2 separate regions of the Homo sapiens genome follow, and region 1 is linked to region 2. Evidence: read pairs that join two places in POLR2A ChIA-PET (ENCODE). Cell type or tissue: A673. All regions are shown on one strand. Links, peaks and the distances in the headings refer to the core of each region. The heading gives the core; the rest is flanking DNA.

Region 1 (12,745 bases), core at 3,016-11,015, 300 kb after region 2:
GGTGATTAGTGGTATTAGTCTTTGCCAGTTCAGGTTTATTCCTTTTCATTTCAGATCCTCATTTGAAAATGAACTCTGTCTTTCCTTGTCCCCTTCTTTCTTGCCTAAGTAAGCAAACCTGCACATGGTTTCAATTAGATGTGGGACTAACTGTGTTCCTGGGATGCTGGGGTGCCTGGCTGTTTGGAGCTCCTTGGCTCTGTCATCTTGCCACTCTCTCTTTACCCTCTCAGTGCCCATTGACTAGTCACATAGGCTCCACTGGGCCTCACCTTTCACATGGAGCTGAAATGTGGAGGCAATGCCAGGGTTTGGCTGTCAGCTTGCATAGCACATCAAATCGCGCTTTGCAGAAGCCCCTGATACGAAGTTTCATTTCATTTTGGAGGAAGCCAGATCTTTACAGGCATGTTTTTCAGAACCTTCCTTTCCAAAGGAGCTCGAGCTGTAGAGAACGATTGTGTGAAACCAAGAGAACCTTGGTTTCTTCTGAACTGGACTGAAAGTGCTTTTGGAAAGGACTTTCTGGACAGACCCCTTCTGGTTAGCTGGTGGCATCCTAACAGGAGACAGGAACTGAAACTGCCATCTGAGTCAGTGGGCACCCTCCTGGACAGCTACTGAGCAGAGCAAGGAGAAATCTCATGGCATGCTTGAGTCTGGAAAGAGAACCGGTGTGAAGGGTGCACAGGAGGGCACCATGGATGTTTTACAAGAAGGACAAGGCTTGAGTTCATGGAACTGAGAGAGAAGGCAGCAACAGAGAAAACAGGAATGAGTTCAGACGGGCAGCACCAAATCACATATTTAGACAGAGGAGAGTCTTGGAGGTGCTGTAATTCAGGAGTTTGCAAACTTTCTAAGCAAAGGACCTTTATCCTCAAGTGAAATCTTATATAGAACCCTGTATATAAAAAGACGAAAGTGATAGTTTTGTTACCATAGAGTTTACAGTTCAAATCCATGTTTAGTATTATCATGTTAATCTCTGTATATGTATGTTTGTGTATTAATAAATCACATGTATAAATATATATGTGTGGATATATATCCAGAGGGAGAGAGAGAGACTAAACCCATGAGAGTGGTCACCTCTAGGAACAGTCAAGAAGAATAGGACTGGGAATTAGGTTTTAGGAGTACTTACTTTTATCGAAAAAAACATACTAAAGGAAAGGCAAGTCCCCCATCCCCCAATCTCCAACATACACACACACAGACTGGATATAATTCCACAAAATCTTAACATTTATTCATTTGAGTGGTTGTAATATGGGTATCTTTTATACTTCTCTTAATTTCTGTAATCTCTGTGTGTTTGTGTGTGTGTGTGTGTGTGTGTGTAATAAGTGAATCTGTAACAATGTTGAGTCTATTTTCAGTAAAACAAAGAGAGGATACAGATGACACCTGTAATTCCAATCACTTTCTCAAGATTCCATTTATATACTTTGTGTTTTTGTGCAATTTTGAGAGGCACGTCCCTTGCCTTAGATATAAAAAAAGGGGATTTGCACCCAAGCTTTGAAACTCTCCTTATTTGAAAAAAAATCACCATTATGGGACATATTACACATTCATTTGGAATTCCACTCCTGATTTTACATCCTGAATCAAACATGTGCCTCTGCTCTGCCTGGCATTTCGTTGAACAGTATCCATCAGTGCAATTGCTTGTATGACTTTATCTGAGCAGACACACATCGGCCTGGATTCAAAGAAAGCCTAGTACAGATCTTTAAGCTTCCTGATAAACGACAGTTACAGAAGTTCAATGTATGCTCAGAGATGTTAGGAAAAGCTTTATTCCAAGATCTTTGCAAAAATTAATGGCTTCTAAAATGTTCATTGAAGCCCCTCTCAGTAAGGATGCTTTGTAGGGAAGCTAAAGTTGTTCTGAGACAACAATATTCATTAATCATTCATCCGAGCTCTTATAAAAATGTCCTGCACTCAGAGATCCCTCTCCATTTAACATGATGTCTAAACCCACTTGGAATAATAGCCAGCACTATCTGAGGGCCACAATGTAACAGGGACTGATTGTTCCATGTGCATTATCTTGTTTTATCTTCACAACACCATATGAGCTAGGTAGCATTAGTGGCAGTCCCCTTTTACAGATGGAAGAACTGAGACAGAGGTTATGGGCTCAAAGCTGGGATGTGCATCTAGCAGCCAGACACCTTCATCTTCTTTCTCTCTGGTGCTCAGTCATTTCTAGGAGCATCTACAGTACAACGTAAACACAATAGTTTACGGAGTAAAATTACACCTGCTGCCAAAAACAGGAATTTTATCAAGTCAAGGAGAATGGTGGTGGGGATCTTCTTGAACGTGTCAGAGGAAAGCCTTGGTAAATATGGATCTGGCTGAGGGTAGCACAGTTAAACACGGAGGCAGAGAAAATTAACAAAGAAGGTGATAAGATCGGCACATCAAAGAGGGTGATTATAAAAAACGTAAAGAGAGATCCTGGGAAATTTGATGAAGATATCCCATCTGCTTACAGAAATGCTCTTTTTGATTATGTTGCACTTGTCAAACTAAGTGATGCTGCACTGTCCTGTGTGTTTCATTGATTCTAAGATGCATAAAATGCTCCTCTTTTGACATCTCTAAAAACAGCATGTGTTTTGCTATCGATGAAGCTGATAGAACGAAATGTGTGCTTACATGTTTTTGTGTACGTATGAAAATTCAGTGTTCATTCTCACAACTAGAGCATAGTTGCAAATATAACCTGAATTTCCCTAAATATGATATAAAATAAACTTTTTGGCAGGGTTTCCTTTTCCAAGATAAAGTTCTAATCAAACATTTTTCCATTCGTTAAGTGTATTCATTATAAGTGGCCTCTTACGAATTCCAGTGATTCCCAGATAACTAGATCCTACCATATAAATCAAGTCAGTGTGGGGTTGAATTATAATTTTTAAAATATCTAAATACTTATTTAGAAAGTAAACTTTAGGCCAGCTGTGGTGGCACATGCCTATAATCCTGGCACTTGGGAAATCAAGGCAGGAGGAACACTTGAGCCCAGGATATCAAGACCGCCCTGGACAGCAAAGTGAGACTTCATCTCTACCAAAAAAAAAAAAAAAAATTAATTATCCATGTATGGTGGTATCTGCCCATAGTCCCAGCTACTTGGGAGGCTGAGATGGGAGGATTGCTTGAGCCCAGGAGGTCAAGGCTGCAGTGTGCCCTGATTGTGCCACTCCAGCCTGGGCAAAAGAGTGAGATCCTGTCAGAAAGAAAGAAAGAGAGAGAGAGAGAGAGAGAGAGAGAAAAAAAGAAAGAAGAAAAAGAAAAAGAGAGGAAGGAAGGAAGGACGGGAGGGAAGAAAGAAAGGAAGAAGAGAAAAGAAAAAGAAAAAGAAACCACTGTGGAAGTGCTGCTGTTACAGAAAGAAGGAAAGGAAAGGAAAGGAAGGGAAAGGGAAAGGGAAAGGAAAAGAGAAAGAGAAAGAAACTGCTGTGGAACTGCTGTTGTTCCAGACAGGAACAGCTGGAGAGCCTGGGCAGAAGGAGTGTAGACCAGTCCAAACTATCTGACTCTGAACTCCAGCCTCCAATACTTCCAAGCTGTATGACCTTGGGCAAGTCATTCAGCCTTTCTGTGCCTCAGTTACCTCATCTATAAACCAGAGGTGATATTATGTGCTCAGAGCAATCAATATTGGATGTAAATGAAATAATCTTTATAAAGCACTTAGATTCATGCTGGCACATAGAAATGGTGTAAGCTATTATTATTATGGTTTCAAAGCATTCATGACACACAACCCCAAACAAACAAAACAGATTTCAATTTTTTTAAAGATAACTTTTATTTTTGTTTTTCTCATTATAAAGTAAGACATGGTGATGATAGGAAAAACAGAAAACATTAACATTTTTTAGTATATTTTCCAGACTGTTTTCTGTTCACATATAGTCATCATTTTTATAAACACAGGATCATACCACACACAAACTATTTTTACCCTGAGTCTTTGCTTAATAATAGATGGAGGACATCTTTCCAAGTCTGAATATTTTTCTATAAACTCATTTTAAATGCCTCAAAATAGTCCATTGTCTTGAATAAAATTTTTTTCAAGCAATCCTCCTTTTTCAATATGATAAATCATTCTACAGTAAACATTCTTTCAGGTCTATGTTCTTATATTTTTTAATAATTTCCTTGTGATGAATTCTTGGAGTGGAATTGCCAGCTCAAAGGATTTACAATACATCAAGGTGTTATAATAACAATAATAACCATGAGAGCAGCTCACATTAATTGAGTGCTTACTATGAGCCGAGCCGAACTCACAGTGCCCCTCAGGGGTGGGGACTTTTATTATTCCCACTTTGGGTATGAGAGAGCAGAACTCAGAGCTGAAAACTTGTGCAAAGTTACATTCCAGCCTGGTGAAAGGTGCAGCTCATGCTTCAAGAGAAGCTGCGCAGTGCCTGTGTTTCTGTTCCTCGTTAGGGCTTGGGAAGTCATTTTGTGACTGGACACACCCCCAGTTTGCTCCCTCTTCTTGGTGATATGTTTGATATATTTTCACAGCCAGCCCACATTGGGCCCTCCTATTGATCTTGGGAGGACAAGGAGCCAAATGTGACATTTGATAAACCATTGCTAAAGACAATTAGATGGGAATGTGCAGTAAATAAGAAATCACATCAGCAAGGCACTGAGAGGTAAAACATTCATTCTTCTGGCCCTATGGTGCAGCCTTTGTGCACCTTGGAATAGCCTTGAAATGCTCATCAATTTCGCTGACCTTGACCCCAAGGCTCTGTGAGGTCAACATTATGGCTCGCTTGGTCTTCAGAGCAATACCTTCTACCCTTCTCTTGGGTTGGATCAAAAGGCAGCATGATGAGGGCATGACCTCGTGAGAAGATGAAATATAAAATCAATCCATTCATGCCCTCAACAAATACTCATTGAATGTCTGTACTGGGGATACAGTGATTAAAAGCATCGGCTCTGCCTTTAAGGAGATGGAGACCTGACAAGTTAAGAAATGATGGCAACATCAAGTAGGGAGGGTCGTGAGATGCAGTCCAGAGTGGAGGATAAGAGCTGACACTCTACGATCATCCTGGTCTGGGTTTGAATCTTATCTCTCCTATGAAGTGTTTCCGGATGAGTCTCTAGATTTAGTTTCAACATCCAGAAAATGAGGACTATACCTCATCAGGCTGTTGTAAGAATAAATGAGATAATGCCCAGGAAATGGTAAGCACCCCATGGAGATGAATCAATCAATCTAACTGGCCTACAACACTTATAGCGCACTCTCAGGTAGCCTAGCAACAAGGCGGCTCTGCAGGGGGAACAGCAAGGATGCTGGCCGACACCAATACTGATATGCAAACTGCGCTTCAGCTGGTTGTCGAGACTCTAGTATAGACTGCAGAGCTCAGAGTCTTCCTCCTCAGTCAAGTGATTCCTGTCTCCTCCCCATCCTTCTATGAATATGAGAGGTAGCAGAGGTTTGGGGTGCCTCTCCAGGGGACACAGTGCACACTGCATCTACCTGTGTGCAGCCCAAGCACAGCTCTTCATGGGATGGGAGATTTGGAATAACATTTACCCTGCTAGCACTATGCTCTTGTATGTTTCCTGGAGCCACTACCGTATGTCATTTACATGATCTGTTCCTGTCCCTCACATAACATGTTCAACAAATATCAGCTATTGTTATTACTAGAGGGTTGGATACAGGAGGCTTGGGAGCATAAAAGTTGGCCACCACTTTTAACCTGTGAGGGATTTTAGGGCAGCCTCCTGGAGGAGAGGCTACACAAGGTGAATCTTTGAGGGTGAGTTAAGCAGGCAAGGAGAAAGACAAGAGAGGGCCTTTCTAAGCAGAGGGCAAACCAAGACATGCCTTGTTGTGTGGGCTGTGTTGAAGCTTCATTTAACAATTGACCGAAACTCTGCTTTGCTTTAGTCACTCTTCGCTAATGGGGACATACCTTTTCCTTTTAGAACACGCTCCGACAGAGCAAGAGTGACCTAGGGGGGCAGCCCCTCTGGAAGTTTAATGGCTGTCCCTGTGTTGAGTTGTTGCATATTTGCAGCTGTGTACACAACTCCAGCTAGGAACACATGTTACATAAAAGCCCTCAAGCTATGGGTTACCCTTCTAACTGGGAATGCACACTTTCACGTACCTGGGGAAAATCTTGTTGAAAATAACAGATCGAGACTTACGGTTTCTAACTGTTTCCCCTGTTCTCAGAAATTTCATGTGAGAAGGGTCAACATTCCCTGAAGGAGACCCTGTGTTCAGACAGATGCACATTCTGCCAGAGGCAGGCCATCACGTTGTATTCAGCCAACATTTACTGAGCACCTATATGCGACATGCCAAGGGGCTGCAGCCAGGGACAGGGCAGAGCTAGCCCTGCCCTCATGTGGCTAGTGGACACTAGCACCAATGCCTGTCCTGGAATTTCCAGGGAACTCGTTCACCTATCAGGAAATGAATTGTCTCTGCCTTTGTTTGGCCCAGCCTCGTTACTGTTTCTGTTGGGAATCCCATTCTGAAACAGCTCTGAGAAGGGCTGCTGGAATGTGCCAAATATTCATAGTGATCATATTACCTTATCCTTCCGTTGAGACACTTTACCCTTTTCTATTCATTTTTCATTTCCCCTACATCACCCCCCTCCCATACCAGAGACATTCAAAATATACTCCTTTGGAACTTGAAAACCACAATTTTAGGCTTGATATATGGAGGGAGGAAATTTGGCAGAACCCATAATCTGCTTATCTTCAACCAGCAAACCACCAAAGCCCCTGCCAACCCCAGAGGGCCTTCATAGGAACCAGGAAACACACCAGGCAAGATGCTTTCCTATTATGACAAAAACAGGCTCTGGTCTCATCTTTTCAGCCTCTGAAACCCTCCACTGGCCTCCCGTCATGCAAAGGGAAAAATCTGAAGTTGTTCTAGAATATCAGCTCCAGAAGGACAGCAGCTGTTCTATTCTCTGCTGTGTCTCCATCACTCACAGCTTTGGCCGTCCACCGTAGGTGTTCAGTAAACAGCTGACAGAAGATCATCTCTGTGGCTGGCCAGTCCCTCTGCAGTCTGGTTAACCACCAGTCTCCTCCTCACTCCCTGGACTCCACCACATCAGCTCACTTGCTCTCCCTCAGCCCTGTCAAGCTCATTCTGCCTCCGAACATTTTGCACCGGATGTCTTCTCTTCCTGGAATCATCCCCCAGATATTTCAGGTGGCTCCCCCTGACGTTTTTACTCCTCATGCCTCCATAAGCCCTTTCCTGACAAGCGAATCTACAACAGAATCCTCCTTCATGCTTTATGCTTTATTTTTCTTAAATCAACTTAATTTAGGTATAATGTTAAAACTACCCAATGTACACTTTTAAAAATTTATTTCAACAGATTTTGGCTAACAGGTGGTGTTTGGTTCCGTGAATAAGTTCTTTAGTGGTGATTTCTGAGATTTTGGTGCACCCATCACCCAAGCAGTGTACACTGTACCCAATGTGTAGTTTTTTTATCCCTCACCCCGCTTCCACCCTTTCCCCTGAGGCCCCAAAGTCCATTGTATCATTCTTATGCCTTTGTGTCCTCAAAGCTCAGCTCCCACTTATGAGTGAGAACATACAATGTTTGGTTTTCCATTCCTGAGTTACTTCACTTAGAATAATGGTCTCCATTTCCATTCAGGTTGCTGTGAATGTCGTTATTTCATTCCTTTTAATGTCTGAGTAGTATTCCATGGTATATATATACCACATTTTCTTTATCCACTTGTTGATTGATGGGGATTTGGGCTGGTTCCATATTTTTGCAATTGCTAATTGTGCTGCTAAAACATGCACCAATGCACACATTTTCTAAGTGTCCACTTGGATCCCTAAAATCTGAAAACTGTATCCACCTCAGTAAGCACCACCACAGCCATAATAGAGGACAATGCCACCACCCAACAGATCCCCTGTGCCCCACACCAACCTCACCTCCAGGCCCAAGCAACCACTGATCTGCTTTCTGTCACTGGAGATTAGATTTGTCTCCACTAGAGTTTCATATGCAAGGAATCACGTGCTCTTGTGTCTGCCTTCTTTCACTCGCAGAATGTCAGTGAGATTCACCCATGGTGTTGTTTGTATCTGTATTAGTCTGTTCTCATGCTGCTAATAAAGACATACTCGAGACTGGGTAATTTATAAAGGAAAGGAGGTTTAATGGACTCATAGTTCCACATGGCTGGGGAGGCCTCACAATCATGGCAGAAGCCAAAGGAGAAGTAAAGGCACATCTACATGGTGGCGGCAGGCAAGAGAGCATTTGCAAGGGAACTTCCCTTTATAAAACCATCAGATCTCAGGTGACCTATTCACTATCATGAGAACAGCACAGGAAAGACCCACCCCCATGATTCAAATACCTCCCACCGTCTCCCTCCCACGACACATGGGAATTATGGGAGCTACAATTCAAGATGAGATTTGGGTGAGGACACAGCCAAACCATATCAGTTTCTGTGGCTTATTCCTTTTATTAGTGAGTAGATTTTCAATTGTATGTATATTCCACAATGCGTGTGACCATTCACCTGTTGATGGACATTTGGGTTGTCTGGTTTGCTTTATTTTTATTTTATTTTATTTTATTTTATTTTATTTTATTTTATTTTATTTTATTTTATTTTATTTTATTTTTGAGACAGAGTCTCAATCTGTCACCCAGGCTGGAATGCAGTGGTGTGATCTCGGCTCACTGCAACCTCTGCCTCCCAGGTTCAAGCAATTCTCCTGCCTCAGCCTCCTGCATAGCTGGGACTACAGGTGCACCCCACCACACCCGACTAATTTTGGTATTTTTAGCAGAGACGGGGTTTCACAATGTTGGCCAGGCTGGTCTCGAACTCCTGACCTCGTAATCCACCCACCTCGGCTTCCCAAAGTGCTGGGATTACCGGCGTGAGCCACTACACCTGGCTGGTTTGCTTTATTTTTTACTCACAGCTCTCCTCCCTCCCTGACATTATATTCCCCCTTGAAAATGTCAGCTCCAGGAGGACAGGAACCTTGTCTGTATCATTCACTGCTGTATCCCCAGTACACAGAGCAGTGCCAGGCACATGGTGGTTGCTCAATATTTGTTGAAGGAACAAATAGTTTTACATTCATTTGCCCTTGCAACATAACAAGCTTGAGAGCCATGCTTCAGATTTTTCTATGAACTCCAATTTAGGGACCCTTAGGCCTTCTAAGTGAAACCAGATGTTGGCTGGGGCTCCCCTGCCCATCAGAGACTGGGCTGAGGTTGACTGTACCCTGTGGTCCTGTGAATACACACACACGTGCAAATGAGAGAGGCGGGCCAGCACCCCCTACTGGCTGCCTGTTCATTAGGCTTATTGAGAAGACTAATACACTGGATTAAGAGTGTCCTCTTTGAAGCTGGCTGCTTGGGTGTGAATCTCAGCCCCACCACTTACTAACTGTTGGGTGAGCTATGTAACCTCTCTGTGTCTCAGTTTCCTCATATGCAAAACAGGAATAATTTGTATTCAGTAGGGTTATTATGAGCATGAATCACTTAGAGCGTGCCTGGCCTCATTAAATGTTAACTCATAGTAGCATCTGAGCAGTTAGCAAGCAAAAATAAGAGAAAACTACAGTGTTCACTAAAATTTCCAAAAGGCATTTCCTGAAGAGATTATGTCCTTTAAGTAGCTGTGTCACCTTGTAGGTATACCCCTCACTCTAGATATTATTTCCTTTTGGCCTAAATCTTTTTCATTCATGCAATAAAGATCTTTAGTGAGTACCCACTATGGGCCAAGCACTGTTCTAGGCATGGGGGATGCTGAGTTCAGTGAAACAGACAAGTCTCCCACTCTTTTTTTTTTTAATTATACTTTAAATTCTAGGGTACATGTGCACAAAGTGCAGGTTTGTTACATAAGTATACATGTGCCATGTTGGTGTGCTGCACCCATTAACTAGTCATTTACATTAGGTATCTCTCCTAATGCTATCCCTCCCTGCTACCCCCACCCCATGACAGGCCCCGGTATGTGATGTTCCCCACCCTGTGTCCAAGTGTTCTCATTGTTCAATTCCCATCTATGAGTGAGAACATATGGTGTTTGGTTTTCTGTCCTTGCGATAGTTTGCTCAGAATGATGGTTTCCAGCTTCATCCATGTCCCTACAAAGGACATGAACTCATCATTTTTTATGGCTGCATAGTATTCCATGGTGTATATGTGCCATATTTTCTTAAACCAGTCTATCATTGATGGACATTTGGCTTGGTTGCAAGTCTTTGCTATTGTGAATAGTGCTGCAGTAGTCATACATGTGCATGTGTCTTTATAGCAGCATGATTTATAATCCTTTGGGTATATACCCAGTAACAGGATGGCTGGCACAAATGGTATTTCTAGTTCTAGATCCTTGAGGAATTGCCACACTGTCTTCCACAATGGTTGAACTAGTTTACGCTCCCACAAACAGCGTAAAAATGTTCCTATTTCTCCACAGCCTCTCCAGCACCCGTTGTTTCCTGATTTTTTAATGATCGCCATTCTAACTGGTATGAGATGGTATCTCATTGTGGTTTTGATTTGCATTTCTCTGATGGCCAGTGATGATGAGCATTTTTTCATGTGTCTGTTGGCTGCATAAATGTCTTCTTTTGAGAAGTGTCTGTTCATATCCTTTGCCCACTTTTTGATGGGGTTGTTTGATTTTTTTCTTGTACATTTGTTTAAGTTCCTTGTAGATTCTGGATATTAGCCCTTTTTCAGATGGGTAGACTGTAAAAATTTTCTCCCATTCTGTAGGTTGCCAGTTCACTCTGATGGTAGTTTCTTTTGCTGTGCAGAAGCTCTTTAATTTAATTAGATCCCATTTGTCAATTTTGGCTTTTGTTGCCATTGTTTTTGGTGTTTCAGTCGTGAAGCCCTTGCCCATGCCTATGGCCTGAATGGTATTGCCTAGGTTTTCTTCTAGGGTTTTTATGGTTTTAGGTCTAATATTTAAGTCTTTAATCCATTTTGAATTAATTTTTTTATAAGGTGTAAGGAAGGGATCCAGTTTCAGCTTTCTACTTATGGCTAGCCAGTTTTCCCAGCACCATTTATTAAATAGGGAATCCTTTCCCCATTTCTTGTTTTTGTCAGGTTTGTCAAAGATCAGATGGTTGTAGATGTGTGGTATTATTTCTGAGGGCTCTATTCTGTTCCATTGATCTATATCTCTGTTTTGGTACCAGTACCATGCTGTTTTGATTACTGTAGCCTTGTAGTATAGTTTGAAGTCAGGTAGCATGATGCCTCCAGTTTTGTTCTTTTGGTTTAGGATTGTCTTGGCAATGTGGGCTCTTTTTTGGTTCCATATGAACTTTAAAGTAGTTTTTTCCAATTCTATGAGGAAAGTCATTGGTAGCTTGATGGGAATGGCATTGAATCTATAAATTACCTTCAGCAGTATGGCCATTTTCACAATATTGATTCTTCCTATCCATGAGCATGGAATGTTCTTCCATTTGTTTGTGTCCTCTTTTATTTTGTTGAGCAGTGGTTTGTAGTTCTCCTTGAAGAGGTCCTTCACATCCCTTGTAAGTTGGATTCCTAGGTATTTTATTCTCTTTGAAGCAATTGTGAATGGGAGTTCACTCATGATTTGGCTCTCTGTTTGTCTGTTATTGGTGTATAGGAATTCTTGTGATTTTTGCACATTGATTTTGTATCCTGAGACTTTGCTGAAGTTGCTTATCAGCTTAAGGAGATTTTGGGCTGAGACAATGGGGTTTTCTAAATATACAATCATGTCATCTGCAAACAGGGACAATTTGACTTCCTCTTTTCCTAATTGAATGCCCTTTATTTCCTTCTCCTGCCTGATTGCCCTGGCCAGAACTTCCAACACTATGTTGAATAGGAGTGGTGAGAGAGGGCATCCCTGTCGTGTGCCAGTTTTCAGAGGAATGCTTCCAGTTTTTGCCCATTCAGTATGATATTGGCTGTGGGTTTGTCATAAATAGCTCTTATTATTTTGAGATACATCCCATCAATACCTAGTTTATTGAGAGTTTTTAGCATGAAGGGCTGTTGAATTTTGTCAAAGGCCTTTTCTGCATCTATTGAGATAATCATGTGGTTTTTGTCTTTGGTTCTGTTTATGTGATGGATTGCATTTATTGATTTGCATATGTTGAACCAGCCTTGCATCCCAGGGATGAAGCCCACTTGATCATAGTGGATAAGCTTTTTGATGTGCTGCTGGATTCGGTTTGCCAGTATTTTATTGAGGATTTTTGTATCAGTGTTCATCAGGGATGTTGGTCTAAAATTCTCTTTTTTTGTTGTGTCTCTGCCAGGCTTTGGTATCAGGATGATCCTGGCCCCATAAAATGAGTTAGGGAGGATTCCCTCTTTTTCTATTAATTGGAATAGTTTCAGAAGGAATGGCACCAGCTCCTCTTTGTACCTCTGTTAGAATTTGGCTGTGAATCTATCTGGTCCTAGACTTTTTTTGGTTGGTAAGCTATTAATTATTGCCTCAATTTCAGAGCCTGTTATTGTTCTATTCAGGGAATCAACTTCTTCCTGGTTTAGTCTTGGGAGGGTGTGTGTGTCGAGGAATTTATCCATTTCTTCTAGATTTTCTAGTTTATTTGCGTAGAGGTGTTTATAGTATTCTCTGATGGTAGTTTGTATTTCTGTGGGATCGATGG
Region 2 (12,745 bases), core at 2,641-10,640:
TACCATATGATCCAAATCCACTTTTGTATGTATACTTGTCAAAATGAAAGAGCAAAGACTCAGACAGATATTTGTACACCCATGTTCATAGCAGCTTTATTCACAATAGCCAAAAGATGGAAGCAACCCAAGTGTTGGTCAACAGATGACAGAATACACAAATGTGGCATACACATACCACAAAATATTATTCAATCTTAAAAAGGAAGGGAATTCTGACACATACTACAACATGGATGAACCTTGACGATATTATGCCAATTGAAAAAACCAGACATGAAATGGCAAATATTGTATGATTCTACTTAAATGAGACATCTTAGAGTAGTCAGATTCATTGACATAGAAGATACAATGGTGGTTACCAAGTACTAGAGAAATGATGGACTGCAGGGTTATTGTTTAATGGGTATGGAGTTTTGGTTTGAAAAGACAAAAGACCTCCGGAGATGGATGGTGATGATGGCTGCCCAACAGTGTGAATGTACTTAATGCCATTGAATTGTACACCTAAATATGATTAGAAATATAAATCTTACATATACTTCAACACAATAAAAGAGAACCACTATATTTTATGCTAGATAGAAAGGAAGCAAAAGAATAATAGGGAAAAGAGAAGAGGCTACTGCTGTAGTTTATTATTAAGACTATGATCACTTAGTGGCAATAGAGAGGCAGAGAATCTCAGGATTTAAAACATTTTAAAGGAAGAGGCTGCAGGACTTACTTGTGGATAACATTCCAGTTCTTTGTATTTTGAACTCTGATATACTTGAAGTCTGTAGACCACACTTGTGGGGGTAAAAGACTGGCAAAATCCCTTTGACTGGCAGATGTGTTTAAGCTTGATGTCTTGGTGCATGACAAGGAGAGCTTTATTTTTAAACTCTTCAGTAGTCTTGGATGGAGTATGGGAGCTATTGCTGTTGACATGTGAATATTTGCCTGAACTGTCATACAGCAGTCATATGCTCAGTGTGAACGTGGCTTGTCTTGAGATTTGCAGTGATAACTAGCATGTGGCTAGAGTTGTTCATTCTCTCCCTTATTAGTAATGCGCGTCTTCCATTAGCATATGCAACTAACTACTCCCGTTCCCCTGTGCTGTGTTGACATTCATTGTAATGATTTATTATCCAAGCTAAATAACCCTCAATATGAAACAACAAACATGCCTATGTTTGTGTTTTCCATTGGTTTTGTTTTCCCTTTCTGGCTTCCACATAAGTAGATAGTTCTTTATGTGATGATTACATGCTATAGAAACAAGCAATGGGAAAGCCCACTAGAAAGGTTAAGAATGTTGGTAAGGTTTATTTTTAAACTATTGAAAATCCACCAAACTTAGTGACATCCCCCATTAGTGCCTTGGAATTTAAAAAAATAATGTAGATTATTAGGAAAACGTTTGTTATGTGCAAACACTCCATATAAGACTTAACGATCTACGAAAGGGCCACATTTGGGCTTCCTATGGAGCCTCCAAAGCCCTTAGAAGCTTTATTTTATTTATTTGGGATGTTTCCACGATTATCTCAACCATCAGGAGCTCATAATGGTTATGAAGTGGTAGAGAGTGGTGGTGGGGATCCCAAGCTCTAAAGTTAGACTGCCTGAATTTATATACCAACAAAGCCACTGACTGTGTGACCTGGGATTATTTACTTAAGTTCCCTGAGCCTCAGTGTCCCTCTTCTATAAAATGGGAACATTAGCCATGCCTTTCTCATGAGATTCTTGTGATGATTAAGTAAGATAATAAATGTAAAGCTCTTGCAACAATGCCTATCTTAGAGTAAGTTCTCAATAAATGTTAGCTGTTATTAGAAGTTCTCAGCCTCTGTTCCCTGTAACTTGGGAGACGGGATGTATAGGTAAGAAGGAGGAAGATTCTAGAGGGTGCGGCTCATGGTCACTTTCTTCCCCACATCTCCTAAACAGCAGCTCTGTTTTTGGTATCAAAAATCTGAAATAGTGTTACTTTACAGTTAAATCAACAGAAAGTTGTTCAGTTGATGTTGAAAACTATGGAATCTCCTTTTTAAAAAGGTAACTTTCATGATCCACCTCTTAATGCTCTCAGTTTTTATACTCTGTTTAGTTTTTATTGACATCTCTGTCATGGGGCAGCTCATCTAGACAAGTTTATTGAAGGCAAATGATAGTGATGACTATGGTGCTTTGCACACAGATTGTCAATAACAATCTGGTTGTTTGGGGAGCACTTAGAAATGTGGTTCATGCATGTGTGAACCTCGTCAGTGTAAGTTTTGTGCCATTTAACTGATAACATTTCATCCTCACTCACTCTGGTCATTTTATTTTTTATTGAATGTATGTAGTTACATTTTGGTCACCATGATAACATTTAACATCATTTTGGACACTGGGGCCTTTTCATTGGCTAATGATAATTTCTGTATGTTAACATCACAGAAAACCAATTGCATTAGATTTTATCCAGTTAAACTACCTTACCTGGCTTACTATGGCAGTTTTGTTTTCTTGTTTTTCTGTCCAGTTGCCACTTAAAAACTAAACTGGTTATTCTTGCCGCAGGCTTTTCCCCAGTAGAAAATTGTTATTGGTGTTTTGTAAGTATCGTATTCCATTCAAAGGTAAAAGGCTCCTTCAACTTCCCATTTTTCCTGTGATTTTTTTTCTATACTATGTCTGCAAATCAACACTCCTGGGCTCAATTAAAATATGTATTTAGTCACTGGACTTGCAGAGAAATGATCAAACTTGAATAGTAATACCCAGGCTATTGCCTATGAATACAAGGATTGTGTCCATTGAGGGATGGCTTTCAAGACAATGGCCAGTGAACCCAGGATGCCTGTGGGATTATTAGAGCTTGGTGTGGGTCTAAACCTGAAGTTTGCTAGTTTTTTTTTCCCCAGTAAAGACAGAGTTTGTTGTTCACTAAATTCACAATTGTATGGCTAGAATGTTCACATGGGAAATTCAAAGCTACTTTCTGTCTTCCCAGTGTCTAGTGATCCCATCTGCCAGAAGTTTATTTTCCCAACATGTGCTCCAAGGACCTAACACATTGCATCAGGATAGCACTAATATTTGTTGAGTTCTTACTATGTGTCAAGCTCTCCAGTCCTGGCTGTGGAAAGAATGATGAACAAAGGTAGGCACAGCCCCTACCTCATGGAGAATCCATTCAAAGGATTGGAAGAGGGAGTGATGTAGTCGTGGGAATCAATTGGGCAGAACAGCAAAGGCTTAGTGATTAAGAATGAGTATTCCAGACAAGGAAAGCAGGATATACATGACTCTATGGCAAGTTAGACAGGTGGCAAGTTAGACAAGTGGGGAACAAGGAGAAGTTACGGATGGCTGCAGCCAAGGAAAGCAAGGTCCAAAGTGATTCTGGAGAAGCGATAAGAACCAGTCCACCTAAGCAATGTTAGGAGCTTTGTCTTGACTTTTTATACCAACCTTAGTGCAATAATAGGTACTACTGATATTCGTTTTCCAATGTTTAAGCAAAAGTGGTAAACTAACTTCATTCCTTACTTAGGAAGTGGCAGATGTGGGATTTGAACCAGAACTTGCTCTTGTAACCACCACGTTGCACTTCGTCTGTAAGATGCATGCCTAAAATTTTTATGGAGTTTTGACTCACAGCATTATTATCCAGTGTCAATGTGGTCTTCCTGTAGGGTCTGTTACGTAAGTCTGCCATTGGTTTGCTTTTCATTAAAAAGAAATCTAACTTCTGGAAGAGTAAACGGGATACAACACAGTAAACTTCTGAACAGCTTTGGTTATCTGTACACTGAATCCTGGGTCTCTAAGACTCAGAGGGGGGCTTAAAATGAGGGTTTGAGGGCTGTTGGTCCCACTGGGGAGGACCATGGCTGAGAGAGGATAGTACAGCTTTCTTGGCAGGTTCCAAGTTGTAAAGCCCAAAATTAGAATTTAAAGGAGGCAAAAATTGTGTATCAGAAAATGTTTCAATGCACTCAAGGAATAAAAATAACCTGAGATTTAATATGAAGAGAAGAAAGAAGAGAATAAAAGAAGAAAGGAGAGGGGAGAGAGAAGAGAGAAAAAGAGAGCAACATCACTACATTATAAGGCTACTTCAATCGGTCACTCTCTCTCTCTCTCTCTCAACTTTTAGTCTGAAGCTAAACACTTGATAGATTAGCCCAGCACTAAAGAAAATGCCCTCTTTTATGTGTAAAAGCTTGGTAATTGCTGCAGAAAGATACTTAGTGGATCCTAATATTCATATAATCAGATTAGTTTTGAATCCTACCTCAGCAGAGGATGTTGGAATAATCCAGTTCATGCCTGTTTACCTTGTCTGTGTGTTCACTTTTTTTCTAGTCATTTTATCTTTTCCGTTGGACTCAGTAGGTGCTAGCAACAAAGCTACCCCAGTATCTTAGAGAACAAGTCAAGTACCAATTCAAAAAGGAAGGAAAAATAGTAGATTTAAATGTTTGAAGAAGAGTAGGGTTTTGTTTGTTATTTTGTTTTTGCTTGTTTGCTCCTTTGCATTCTTGGTAACAATTGAAACAATTCTATGGCTCTCATCCTACGCTACTAAAATTTTGTTGGGCAGTTAACATCTCAATTCATAGGCAACAGTCTCATGACCAATCCTCTCTGAGCTTTGAACATATGGCTGCATCTGATGGCTTCGCTAATTTCACCAGGGAGAGTTTTAGAAGATCTCTATTTGAGGGGGCAGCCATTACACAGATGAGTGATACACTGCTGGAATTAATTATTGCTTGCCAAGTTTAAGGATTGATTCATTCTAAACTCAGAGCCAAAAACTCATCTTAAAGCTGAAATGTTTTTGATTCGCTGGTTCCAGCTCCCCTTCACAGACCCTCTAACCTAGCGCCATGTGTGTTTTGCTGTTGAGGGTGAACTACGTATCTGAATGCCCTAGTTTGAAATGCGCTTTCTAATTATATAAATATGGTGGCCATACAGTACCTGGGACTTATAATTAAGGATGATCTTACCTTGCAACTCCAGGCTTCCTTTTCTTCTGTGAAAGCTTCCTTTCTTCCTGAAATGAAAGTGGCATTTCAGCCATCTGTTGTGGGCTGCTGTCAATAAAAGAATCCAATCACATTTTACCCACATGATTCTGCATGAATAGTAAACTTGGTCTTTATAAATTAATATGTGTTCCCTGGAATTTAGGAGTGGTCTTCAGTATTTCTGAACTTTCCTAAGATGAATACCACTTGAGAAAATAATATATCAAAAATATTATAATAATTGCTGGAATTTAATGGAGAAAAGTGGCAGAGATTATGGGTGAAAGCTACAGGTCAGTTTTGGAAATCTACCTAAAAGCATGTCAGTTGGGTGAGCTTTTTTCTCTGACCAATGTATCACTGTCAGGACATCACACTTATGGCTTGATTAGCTTTTTTAGGCAGCATGGCTCTCTATTCATTGTGGAAGTTATCCCAGTGGGCATTCTCCTAGGTTTCCCTGGGGAAAGGGTACAGGCCAACTTCTCTCATTTTATGTTAGGACTTTGAAGTCTGACGTTTTCAATTACATACCAGGCCCGACATTTTCTTTGAATAAAACACTTACCAAGTATCAGACCCACTTTTTTTTTTTTGCAGTTTATAATACAAAAAGCACCCTATTAATAGTTTGCTTCATATAGATTGTCACCATGCCAAGTTTAAGCACCTATAATAGCCAGGCTTGCATGTTAAATAGAATCAGTATTCTGTTAACCAGAAGAACAAATAAAACCATTCTCAGTTTTCCATATGTTTAACCTCCTTGAAACTACTGACAGGTCTTTTATTTTGGAAGTATATTTTACACGGAAGGAGACTTCCTAAATATGATTTAATTCTTTTCTTTCCTCCAGAGAAATAGGATTTAAAACTTTGTACTTGTACCCTCCAGAAATGGCTCAACCAAACAGAGTCAAAATATCAGAGCAGTGAAAAAAGATGCTATATTGTTTCAGACTCAAGATCTGTCTCTTGTGATAAAGAGATTTAAATTCTCACTGCTCACCAAGCAAGAGCCAATCTGAGCCATGGAATATATTGAAATGATAGAATGCTTTCAAGTTTAGCATTTGTGTGTGTGTGTGCTCCATGGTTGAAAATTCTGTTTGAGAAATATGGTTAGACTATTTTGACAATTTTTAACCTGCTTAAATTGGATTTTTTAAAGTGCACAAATTGATGTTCTGCCTACTTGGAGAATGTTTTAAAGATATCAAGACTTCAAAGAAAAACAGTGAGAGTAAATCAGATGCAAACATCCCTGTATCCATCCTAGCAAAATTAGTTTAGTATTTCCTAGGGCGATGCTAAATTAGAATGATGCTCAGGCATTAGGGCAAGTACCACTGGTAATCATCGTTTTTGTTATGGGGTGGGAGGTGGCTGAGAAAAGAAAATATATTTTCCTATCTTGTAGGAATCACCAAATGACATCAACTTCATAGATATTTTCTGAGGTTACAATTGAGAATTCTTAGTGTCCCTGCCACTGTCATGGATAATTGTGTCATTTTCAAGTCTCTTGGAATTTGGGGTGTTGGGTGGCCTTTCTTACCCTTGTTGTTCTTTCCTGTCCTGCTATTTGGTCATCAGATATCATTCTCTCTCTTATTGCAGGGTAAATTAGGTCCTGAAAATGGCAAGGAGTATTAGACAAGATTTCGGCTCCAGAAGCTGAAAGCATTTTTTTTTTAAATGAAGCCAGAGAGATGGAGTGATCTGCTTGATAATAAAGCTTAGCTTTAATGCCAGCTCCATGCTGTTACAGCATATTACTAAACAGCAAGAACTGTGGCACAGATGTTGTGGCGGCCATATTTTACACCATGCAAAAGGTCATGTCGCTTGTTATTACATTCAGAATCAATATTAAGTGAGCGTTCCAAATTTCAGCTGTCAGTTGAATTTATTGCTGCAAACCAAAGCTGAAGGGTTCTCGACTGTGATTCAAGCAAGCTAACAAATTAACTAATATAAGGGCATGCCTAGAAGATGCAGGTGACCCACATGCCAACAGCAAAAGCTTGGTTCTTACATTGCTGCAAGAAAGAGCTGCTCCAGCTGCCAACCAGAAACAATTGTCATCTCAATAATAAAAGGGAGGGAGGGAGGGAGGGAGGAAGGAAGGAAGGAAAGAAGGGAGGGAGGGAAGGAGGAAGGGAGGGAGGGAGGAAGGAAGGAAGGAAGGAAGGAAGGAAGGAAGGAAGGAAAATTAATTCTCAGGTGGAGTTAATTCAGGTGGATGAAATATCCTGAAGGCAGCTTCTTGAGATAAAATATGATGTATGCCTATCTATCTGACAATGCTCAAGATCACAGTTAACACCCCTTAGAGTTTACTTGCATTGCCAAATTAGTCCAAGGATCTGGCCACCTACCCTTACTCCATGGTCTTCTTTAGACCTAGACGTGGATGCATTGACCCAGGTGCTAATCGGACTATCCTTTTCATCTCACCATGTATCATCTCAACAGCTACATTAGGGAGAGTCTTTCTTATAGTCAGCTCTAGAAAAGGTACACAAATATCTAATAGATGAACATCCATTTAATTCATACATGGATACCCCTGGGTTGCCTAAGATGGTTTATTAAATGGAATTTGAGAATTCCAAGTTAATGAGAAGAAACTATAGGTAATATCCAATCACTAGGTCAAGAGGGGATGACAAAAGTCTCAGAAATGCCATACCAGTGGATTCTGTGCATAATGGTGGATGAGTAGGAATTTCGAGGACTGTCAGCAGCAAGCCTGAGTCCCCATGCCCATGGGTTTCTCTGAAATAATTCTCAAAACATATCCTTAAAACTGTCTATGTCCATGATAGTTTCCCCCCAGTGCATCTGTTAAGACAGTGAGTGTTGCCCAATTTGCAAGTTGTCCAAGGTATGCACTGGGGCTTATTTGGGTGTGAGATTTTTTTTTATTTTTATTGTTTTTGAGATGGAGTTTCACTCTTGTTGCCCAGGCTGGAGTGCAATGGCGCAATCTCGGCTCACCGCAACCTCCACCTCCCGAGTTCAAGCAGTTCTCCTGACTCAGCCTCTCAAGTTGCTGGATTACAGGCGTGCACCACCACACCCAGCTAATTTTGTATTTTTAGTAGAGACGGGGTTTCTCCATGTTGGCCAGGCTGGTCTGGAACTCCCAACCTCAGGTGATCTGCCCGCCTCGGCCTCCCAAAGTGCTGGGATTACAGGCATGAGCCACTGTGCCTGGCCAGGGTGTGAGGTCTTACAAGACCACCTTGAAACCAGTAAGCAGGAGGAAACCAGGTTGTGTGGCCCTTGTCGGATGGAATTTCTCTCTTAAGAATTTCCCATCACAGTTGGAAAAAAATATCATGAGATTTTGTACAGATAAATAAGTCTCCAAACTGCTGGTAATGCAGAACTAGGTTTAACTGGGGCCCTCAGCTTCCTGACAAAAGCAGGACTCACTTTTGGGTGTTGACTCTTATTCTGCCTTCTGTGACAAACACCAGTTATAATTTTTAATTGACTTTACTAGAAGTGTTTAGGAAAAAAATCTGTAATTCTAGTAAATAAGTACTTCAGTCAAGGACTGTTCATTATTCAAGATTCAATAAACATTTTCTGAGTACCTACTCTGGGCACATTCTGTGTTCAGTGTTCTCGGATTAAAAAAAAAATAAACAAGACATGGTCCCTATTCTCAGAGACTGGGAGAGAAACAGGCATATACAAGTGAATACAATGCAGTGTAGTCAGATGTAGTTTAAAATTCTGTTACCTTAGACCCAGCAGGTTTATTTCTAGGAATTTATCCAGAGAAACAGTGTGCAAAATTATGTTTAAATGAATGTTAATTGTATCATGGTGACTGGCAGCTACATAGGTGCTCAGTGACTGTTTATTGAGTAAATAAATATTATTTTGAACCATTTTCAAGAGCAGAGATGGGAAATTCTAAATGTAAAACAAAGAGGGTTGGTTAAATATGACATCTACAATTAAAATAATTTGGAGGAATAAATATTTGTGAAGAATATTTAATGGCATTAAAAAGAATTCCTAAATATATTGTTAAGTGAAAGAAGCTTACAAAATAATATATGAATTATGATTGTGGTCCTGTGAAAGGAAAAAAAAATCCACACACACACACACACACACACACACACAGAAGAGAAGCATTCTTATCCTATATGACTAAATCAAGTGATGGTTGGACTAAAAAAGTAAAGCAAGGAGTCATAAAATTCAGACTATATATATCAAATGTTTTAACTTAAATATAGAAAAATAGGCCAGGCATGGTGGCTCATGCCTGTAATCCCAGCGCTTTGGGAGGCCAAGGCAGGTGGATTGCTTGAGTCCAGGAGTTCGAGACCAGCCTGGGCAGCAAGGCGAGACCCCATCTCTACAAAAATACAAAAATTAGCTGAGCGTGGTGGCGTATGCCTGTAGTCCCAGCTACTTGGGGTCTGAAGTGGGAAGATTGCTTGGGCCTGGGAGGTCAAGGCTGCAGTTAGCCATGGTCGCACCACTGCACTCCAGCTTGGGCAGCAGATGAGACCCTGTCTGAAAAAAAAAAAAAAAAAAAAAAAAAAAAAAAAACCATATATATGTATCTATATATATATATATATATATATTTTTCATTAACCTTATGCTACACTGATCTTAAGGGGCAGGGCCAACCTTTCTCTTTGAGTGTGGGATTGTTTCTTTCTTGCATAAACCACTCCCATTAGGCAGCATCTATGATTTTCTATTTCGGTTCTTTAAAATAGAGCAAGAAATTAAAAGGCTTACAAAGAAGTCTGAATCCTGACTCCTTCTAGATGTTTACATGTTCCCCATCATTTTTTTCCAGTTGTATCCATACCTAATTTGACAGCATTGTTTGTAGCAATTTGCATGCATTGAATGTTTTTCAAAAGACTGAACTTAAGAAAACACTTTGTTTTTACACTATTTTATGAGTTCATGCTATATTTAACTGAATTGTGAAATTAGATTAAAACAAAACTGGCATAAATAAGTTTGAGAATAAACACAATTTACAGGAGTAGAAGGGGGAGGGTTATTAAAGACTGGCCTACAAGCTGCATGCTATGCATATGTTTATATGTTTTACAGAGGAGACAGAGAGTGTGAGCTAATCTAAGTCAACCAAATGAAAGTCCACTGAGGCAGCTTTGGGTGTGTATATTAGCAAAGGAGAGAGAAGACAGTGATGGAAAGAATGGAATCTCAATGTTGATAGTGCTTATCTCTGGAAGGGGAAATTATGATGGATTTGTATTCTTTTTCTCTTTTCCTATATTATTTAAATTCATACAATGAATAAGTATACTTTCAAAAGCAAATTATTCATTTAATTAATTTATTTTTTAATAAATAAGTATTAGAAATAAAAGATGTAATGTGCCTAGCACTGTGCTATTTGATCCAATCAGTGTTTGGGAGGTGGTACGACATATTTGTTAGCAATGCTCTCTTTGTATTTGGGTTCCCTGGCCTTGAATCTCAGCCCTGGCACGTTTTACATGTGTGATTTTGAGAAAGTTCCCTTGAAATTCTCTATAGTGTCCCCGTTTGTATAACTGCAAAATAGAGATAACAGTAACAGTGCCTAACAGCCAGGGTTGTTGTGAAGATCAAATAAAGCACATAAAAATCTTAGAAGAGCATGTGATATGTTAAGTGCTTATATGTTAGCTAGGTCTTGTTTAGTATTATTTTTCTTATGTCAGAAAAGGGGCTTAATTTCTAAACAGTGAGCCAAAGCTTAGCTCTTCATGTCATTCACAGAAAAAAAAATGCAAGTAAGTAAATTATTAAGTAACAGCATGTGTGTGCTTGTCCGAATTCTGTGGGATAGGGGTTGGAAAATTATAGTCCATGAGCCATCTAACCACCAGTTGCCTGTTTTTGTAAATAATGTTTTCTTGGAACATAGCCCTGCCATTCATTTCTTGGCTGGTCCTGGCTGCTTCCTTGCTGCCACAGTGGACAGAGTTGAGTAGTTGCACCACATGGACTGCAAAGGGTAAAATATTTGCTATCTAGCCTTTTATAGAAAAAATGTGCTGGCCCCTGCTGCAAGGGATCCATCAAGGTAGTCTCCTTGTAGGCTACAGTAAAAAGAGAAAGCTTGGTGAGCTAAAGAAGATTTGAAGAGGTGGGAGGAAAGAAAACCCTGAGATATGAATCCACATCATGGATGCATGGATTCTGCTGAAACCAACAAGAGCCATTTATGTGGAGGAGAAGTGTTCTGAAAGAAGAAAAAGTTTGGCCAAGTAGGGTAGGAACTAATATGAAGACCTTTCTTGACAGCAACAAAAGTATTTTAGGTCTAGTGTGTTGGGCACTGAGCCATTACAGAGTGTTGAACAGGACAAATACAGAGCATGGCTTAAAGGAGATTATCTGACAGTGGTATGCACAGGGATTGTAAACCTGTAACTGGAGAGTAACTCGGTACCTGCTAGAGTCATATGGTTGTGAGAAAATAGGGTTTCAGCAAGAGTGTTAGTGGGAGGGGATAGAAAATTGAATTTCATATAGTCCTTTAATCCTTATAAGAATGATTTCCCACAGTCTCACGAAGAAAACACTTGGGTTTTTTTCCCTAGGAATAAGCACAATAGTATATAGTCAACAGCAAAATTTATCATTGTTAGCAGTATAGCACAATTTTTCCTACAAAAGGAATTAAAATGATAACTACAAAATGGGATACTTAATCTGGGTGAAAATGTAGAATAGGCTTATGATGCCTTTCTTTGAAAGTCATGTGTGTGTGTGTGACTGCACAAGATTTAGTTTGGGGAAGCAATCTGAAAACTATCTTACTTCATCAGGATGCCTTCTATAATGGTAAGATCTTACCTTGCCAGTTGTCAACGTCTGATCTGACTTGCTCTCTACTTAGCCCTTGGCTAATGGTGTAAGCAGCATTAACGCATATCAGGCTGTCACCCAGAGTTCAGAGTTTCTTTAGAGTCCTTTATTGTGGTACAGAACATCATGATGGCAATGAGGTGGAAGGAAGAAACTTTTCATTCTAAACATAAAGTGAAAAGAAAAGTATTCTCAGCACACAACCTCTAAAACACCAAGCGGGCCAGCAGTGGTGAGCGGTAGCTCTGCCTCCTTCCTGGAGGGTGTTTTGTGCTGCATGTTGTAAGTAGGGACTAATGTGAAGACCTTTCCCAACAGCCACAAAGGTATTTTAGGCCTAGTGTGTTGGGCAACAGGGACCCATCACAGGCTGTTCATTACTCCAGCCTCCATTGACAAAAAGTCTTTAGCGACTGCAACCAAGAAGCAACCAAACAACAGAGATAGTATTAGAAGATATATTTATTGTCCTACCAACCAAGAACCTCTCTAGATTTCAATGGGGTTAGGTGAGAGGAGTGGTGGAGGATCCTCAGTCACCTTGACCATTCATTGTGAGATCCCAAAATGCACTTCTATGGTGTCTAAAATTTCACAAAATTACGTGGGGTGAGAAATGAGAACATGTTACTTCATATTGTCCTATACACATGACTTTATTAGGGTCTGTCCTTCGTTTGTAGTCTTGGCACTCACTAACTTAGAATCACATTATCTAAGGCAAAACTACTTAAATAACTGAGTTTTAGGATATGTATCAGTCAGTGGCTCCCCTCTTCGTGTTTGAATCAAGTAACATACCAGAACAAACAAGTCTCAGAGAGAAAGGCTTTCTGTAACAT

The links. Peaks named below come from ENCODE experiments on the same cell type or tissue, not always from the same donor. Only the 100,000 strongest peaks of a DNase experiment are listed, where the experiment ranks them.
Region 1: POLR2A ChIA-PET joins it to region 2 with 10 read pairs; 2 of 35 experiments call an interaction of 5 or more read pairs at or near these places.

The regions. Positions count from the first base shown.
Region 1 is chr5:168,067,527-168,080,271 of GRCh38, forward strand. The region is part of intron 9 of TENM2 (teneurin transmembrane protein 2); the gene reads left to right. Among named protein-coding and RNA genes, the nearest start is that of MIR12125, 92 kb to the right of the region's middle. In A673, for the core only: a CTCF peak has its summit at 9,387 (motif pointing left); DNase peaks (open chromatin) are centred at 5,265, 6,735 and 9,295; H3K27ac peaks cover 4,584 bases.
Region 2 is chr5:167,767,019-167,779,763 of GRCh38, forward strand. The region is part of intron 4 of TENM2 (teneurin transmembrane protein 2); the gene reads left to right. Among named protein-coding and RNA genes, the nearest start is that of TENM2-AS4, 110 kb to the left of the region's middle. In A673, for the core only: no CTCF peak of the experiment used is centred there; a DNase peak (open chromatin) is centred at 7,093; H3K27ac peaks cover 4,569 bases.